Regions from separate parts of the Homo sapiens genome. Here region 2 is linked to region 1. Evidence: read pairs that join two places in POLR2A ChIA-PET (ENCODE). Cell type or tissue: MCF 10A. All regions are shown on one strand. Links, peaks and the distances in the headings refer to the core of each region. The heading gives the core; the rest is flanking DNA. Region 1 overlaps ZKSCAN1 (zinc finger with KRAB and SCAN domains 1). Region 2 overlaps ZNF789 (zinc finger protein 789).

Region 1 (2,914 bases), core at 89-2,588:
TAAAAATAATCACTGCACTGCAGCCTGGGTGACAGAGAGTCTGTTTCCAAAAAAAAAAAAAAAAACTATAGCATCAGTCTTTTCTAGGTTATTTTCAGAAATTTCAAACAATGGGAAAAGAATGGAAGAACTTTTGAGGGGAGTTGAGGAACACGAAAAAAGATCAGTTCACAGTCATATAAATAAAAAGTCATGTTACTTGTTTTTTCTCTTTTGACGGAAATATGTAATACATTTATCCAGTTTTAAAATCAAAGTATGTGCTTAGAATGTAAAGACAAGGAATGCTAAAAGTACATTTATCACTTAATGGCAGGGATAAGTTATGGTAAGTGCAATGTTAAGTGATTTTGTTGTGCGAACATCATAAAGTATACTTATACAAACCTAGATGGTCTAGCCTTCTCCACACCTACGCTACAAAGCTGTACAGTATGTTACTGTACTAAACACTGTAGGGAATTGTAACACAGTGGTAAGTATTTGTGTATCTAAACATCGAAAAAGTAAAAACAGAGTATAAAAGATTTTTAGCCCAGGCACAGTGGCTCACGCCTGTAATCCCAGCACTTTGGGAGGCCAAGGTGGGTGGATCACTTGAGGTTAGGAGTTTGTGACCAGCCTGGCCAACATGTTAAAACCCGGTCTCTACTGAAAATACAAAAATTGGCTGAGCGCAGTGGCTCACACCTATAATCCCAGCACTTTAGGAGGCCAAGGCAGGCAGATCACCTGAGGTCAGGAGTTCGAGATCAGCCTGACCAACGTGGAGAAACCCCGTCTTTACTAAAAATACAAAATTAGCCAGGCCTGGTGGCAGGTGCCTATAATCCCAGCTACTCAGGAGGCTGAGGCAGGAGAATTGCTTGAACTCAGGCAGCAGAGGTTGCGGTGAGCCAAAATCGCACCATTGTCATGCCATCGCACTCCAGCCTGAGCAACAAGAGTGAAACTCATCTCAAAAAAAAAAAAAAAAAAAAAAAAAGTACACCTGTATGGAACACTTAACCATGACTGGAGCTTGCAGGACCGGAAGTTGCTCTGGATGAGTCAGTGAGTGAGTGGTGAGTGAATGTGAAAGCCTAGGACACTACTCTACCATAGACTGTAGAAACACTGTACACTTAGGCTACACTAAATTTATCTTTAAAATTTTTGTTTCTTCAATAATAAATCAGCCAGGCATGGTGGCTCATGGCTTAATCCCAGCACTTCGGGAGTCCAAGGTGGGCGGATTACTTGAGGCCAGGAGTCTCAGACTGGTTTGGCCAACATAGTGAAACACTGTCTCTACAAAATAAAAAAATTAGCCAGGCGTGGTGGTGCATGCCTGTAATTCCAGTTACTCAGGAGGCTGAGGCACAAGAATTGCTTGAACCTGTAGGCAGAGGTTGTGGTGAGCCAAGATTGCACCACTGCACTCCAGCCTGGGTGACAGAGTGAGACTCTGTCTCAGAAAAAAAAAATAAATAAATAAATACAAATAATAAATTAGCTTACTGTAACTTTTTTACTTTATGAACTTTTTGATTTTTTTAACTTTTTGACTGTTGTAATAACATAACTCAAAAGACAAACATGTTGCACAGCTATACAAAAACATTTTTTATCCCCCTATTCTATAGGGGTTTTTCTAGTTAAAAAAATTTTTATTTTATACTTTTTAAGCTTTTTTTGTTAAAAATTCATACACCCTCCAAGCTAGGCAACAGAGCAAAACTCCATCTCAAAAAAGAAAAAAAAAGGCCAGGCGCAGTGGCCCACGCCTCTAATCCTGGCACTTTGGGAGGCGAAGGTGGGCAAATCACTTGAGGTCAGGAGTTCAAGACCAGCCTGGCCAACATGGCGAAACGCCGTCTGTACTAAAAATACAAAAATTAGTTGGTTGTGGTGGTGTACACCTGTAATCGCAGCTACTCAGGAGGCTGAGACACAAGAACGCTTGAACCCGGGAGGTGGAGGTTGCAGCAAACCAAGATGGCTCCTCTGCACTCCAGCCTGGGCGACAGAGCAACACTCATCTCAAAAAAAAAAAAAAAAGAATTGGTCGAGGCACATTCCTTAACCAGTGTGTTTATTGGTGATGACATTTAAGGAATATTAGACATGGAGCTTAAGGATGCATCCTCTCTTCCGTGCATCCTGGAGGACAGCCAGCAGGTATGTGCTAGAGAAAGCTGTGTAAACTGGTGCACCGTGGCCAGGCGTGGTGGCTCACGCCTGTAATTCCAGCACTTTGGGAAGCCGAGGCAGGAGGATCACAAGGTCAGGAGATTGAGACCATCCTGGCTAACGGTGAAACCCCGTCTCTCCTAAAAATACAAAAAATTAGCCAGGCATGGTGGCGGGTGCCTGTAGTCCCAGCTACTCAGGAGGCTGAGGCAGGAGAATGGCGTGAACCCGGGAGGCGGAGCTTGCAGTGAGCCGAGATTGCGCCACTGCACTCCAGCCTGGGCAACAGAGGGAGATGCTGTCTCAAAAAAAAAAAAAAAAAACACCGGTGCACCGTGATGTTTAACTCCACTACTGTTGATGTTCTTGTAAGGTTTCTCCACACTCTACAAGCAGAAGTCACAGGGCGACCTTAGGAAACTGGAGAGGATATTCATGGTCTTAAGCACTAGATTATAGAGTTTAGGTTGCCAGAGTAACAGTTTCAAAGATCCTGGCACACACAGTTGCTCTTTAGTAAATAGTTCTTAAATAAATTGAGACATGTACATTTATTCTCAATTTCCTCTTTCTTATTTGTTTTCCAGAGTGTTTCCTTACTCTCAGAAGTTTAAAAAATTAAGTACTTGGGGCTGGGCGCAGTGACTCACGCCTGTAATCCCAGCACTTTGGGAGGCTGAGGTGGCCAGATCATAAGGTCAAGAGATCGAGATCATCCTGGCCAACATGGTGAAACCCCGTC
Region 2 (2,914 bases), core at 208-2,707, 540 kb before region 1:
GCAGAGACTCCATCTCAAAATAAATAAATAAATAAATTTATAAATAAATAAATAGTTGGCTAAGTACAGTGGCTCAAGCCTATAATCCCAGCACTTTGGGAGGCCAAGGCGGGTGGATCACCTGAGGTCAGGAGTTCGAGACCAGCCTGGCCAACATGGTGAAACCCCATCTCTAATAAAAATACAAAACTTAGCAAAGCGTGGGGGCGCTGTGCCTGTAGTTCCAGCTACTTGGGAGGCTGAGGCAGAAGAATTACTTGATCCTGGGAGGCAGAGGTTGCAGTGCGCCAAGACTGTCACTCCAGCCTGGGTGACAGAGCAAGACTCTGTCTCAAAAATAAAAAAAATAAACAATTGAATACAAGGATTTTTAATATCTGCCTAATACTTATGCCTTCATCGCATTAATGTGCTACGCTTGATTTAATTGTTCCCTTTTGATATTCAGTTTATTTCCAGTTTGATGCTGCAATACCACTGTGCTGAACGTCTCTGGCACATTCATCTTGGTTGCAATTGTACTTTAGGCTATATTTCTAAGAGTGAAATGACCACAGCCAAAGGTATGAACATTGTTCAGGCTTTCAATAAAGACTGCCAGATATTTACAAAGATTGTGCCAATCTCTATTCTCACCACCGCTTTTGATTATTGTCCTTATCTCTGCTTGCCACTGAGCCCCGGGCCATGTCTCTGTAACTCACTAACGGCCACATCCCATTTACTTCCCCATGAGTAGGATTTCAGTTTCCCAAACCTGAGATGATCTGTCAGCTGGAGAACTGGGACGAGCAGTGGATCCTGGATCTACCGAGAACTGGGAATAGGAAGGCTTCCGGTAGTGCTTGCCCAGGTGGGTGAGGAAGAGACCCAGGCGAGTGGAATCAGGAAGAGGAAGGGAAGGCATGTTAGTGAAGCCCCTTCTGTGTGCCAGACGCTGAGCCAGGTGCTGGGCATATATTATCCCACTTCTTCATCCCTACTGCCCTGTGAAGTGGGAGGAAGATCGGCGTCCCCATTTCCCAGATGAAGAAACTAAGATTAAGAAATCTTGGCTGGACGCGGTGGCGCATTCCTGTAATCCTACTTTGGGAGGCCAAGTTGGGCGGATCACCTGAGGCCAGGACTAGACCAGCCTGGCCAACATGGTGAAACCCCGTCTCTACTGAAAATATAAAAATTAGCCCCGCGTAGTGGCGTGTGCCTGTAATCCCAGCTACCTGGGAGGCTGAGGCAGGAGAATCACCGGAACCTGGGAGGCAGAGGCTGCAGTGAGCCGAGATCGCGTCACTGCACTCCAGCCTGGGTGACAGAGCAAGACTGTCTCAATTAAAAAATATATATATATATCACACAGGCCTGGTATGGGGGCTCACGCCGGTAATCCCAGCACTTTGGGAGGCAGAGGCAGGAGGATCACTTGAGCCCAGGCGTTCAGGATCACCCTGGGTGATATGGTGAAACCCCATCTCTACAAAAAATACAAATTTAAGCCGGGTGTGGTGGCGCATGCCTGTAGTCCCAGCTACTCAGGAGGCTGAGGTGTGAGGACTGCTTGAGCCTGGGAGGCAGAGGTTGCAGTGAGCTGAGATTACATGACTGTACTCCAGCCTGGGTGACAGAGCAAGACTGTCTGAAAAAAGAACTCTCACAGTTGGGAGGTGGACACTGGGGTTTGACTTCAAGTCTAGAATGCTTATCCTCTCTCTCCTGCAGGAAAAAGTGCTGCTCTGACGCAGATGCTCTAGTGTTTTCTAAGTGACAGCTCTTAGGGCACCCTGGATGCCCCTTGATTCCACCCTCATTACTTGTCCTCTCTCGGTGCTGCCTCTTGTTCCCTTGCTTTGTTTTGTTTTCATATTACTCCCGTATTTCCTGACATATCTGCATTTTTCTACTTACTGTGTCCCGATGCAGCTGCTCCTGTTTTTCACATCCAAGGTTTCTCCTCCATGGCACTACTGACGTTTTGGGCTGACGAATTCTTTGGGGACAGGATGGGGCATGTCCTGTGCATTTTAGGATGTTGAGTAGCAGCCCTGGCCTGCATCCACTAGATGCCAGTTGAACCTCCCCAGGTGTGACAACCAGAAATGTCTCCAGACATTGTCCAAACCCTGTTCACCCCTAGTTGAGACCCATTGCTCTATTCAGTTGGCTTTTGTCCCTACTTCCCTCTGGTTCCTTTTCTATGCTATCCTATACTTTGTCCATTTTTAAGCAGATGTTTCACCTAGAGTTATTAAAAACGTGTATCTAGGCCGGGTGCCGTGGCTCACACCTGTAATCCCAACACTTTTGGAGGCCGAGATGGGCAGATCGCTTGAGGCCAGGAGTTTGAGACCAGCCTGGCCAACATGGCGAAATATCATCTCTACTAAAAATACAAAAACTAGCCGGGCGTGGTGGTGTATGCCTGTAATCCCAGCTACTCAGGAGGCTAAGGCACGAGAATCTCTTGAACCCAGGAAGTGGAGGTTGCAATGAGTTGAGATCATGCCACTGCACTCCAGCCTGGGCTTGTCTCAAACAAAAAGCATGTATCTTGAAGCATAACATGCTACCTCTTTGATATTTATTTGGCACCACTGAGTACCTAGAGTAAGTTGTTTTTCTAATAACGATGATGGGCTCTGCTCTCACATTCTCTGGCATACACACTCCTATACATTTATAGTGAGTTTGTTGGTGCCGAGAGCTGTTTTTGTTATGAAAGTGAAGAGTCCAATGAAATTCAGAATTTTGGGCTGGGTGCGGTGGCTCACGCCTGTAATCCCAGCACTTTGGGAGGCCGAGGTGGGTGGATCACCTGAGGTCAGGGGTTCGAGACCAGCCTGACCAACATGGTGAAACCCCGTCTCTACTAAAAATACAAAAATCAGCTGAGCATGATGGCTGGCATCTGTAATCCCAG

The links. Peaks named below come from ENCODE experiments on the same cell type or tissue, not always from the same donor. Only the 100,000 strongest peaks of a DNase experiment are listed, where the experiment ranks them.
Region 2: POLR2A ChIA-PET joins it to region 1 with 6 read pairs; 4 of 35 experiments call an interaction of 5 or more read pairs at or near these places.

What each region holds. Positions count from the first base shown.
Region 1 is chr7:100,025,271-100,028,184 of GRCh38, forward strand. The region is part of intron 3 of ZKSCAN1 (zinc finger with KRAB and SCAN domains 1); the gene reads left to right. Among named protein-coding and RNA genes, the nearest start is that of ZKSCAN1, 11 kb to the left of the region's middle. In MCF 10A, for the core only: no CTCF peak of the experiment used is centred there; a DNase peak (open chromatin) is centred at 1,041.
Region 2 is chr7:99,483,291-99,486,204 of GRCh38, forward strand. ZNF789 (zinc finger protein 789) reads left to right here. Exons shown (of 5, transcript NM_213603.3): 4 at 740-853. Among named protein-coding and RNA genes, the nearest start is that of ZNF789, 12 kb to the left of the region's middle. In MCF 10A, for the core only: no CTCF peak of the experiment used is centred there; no DNase peak of the experiment used is centred there.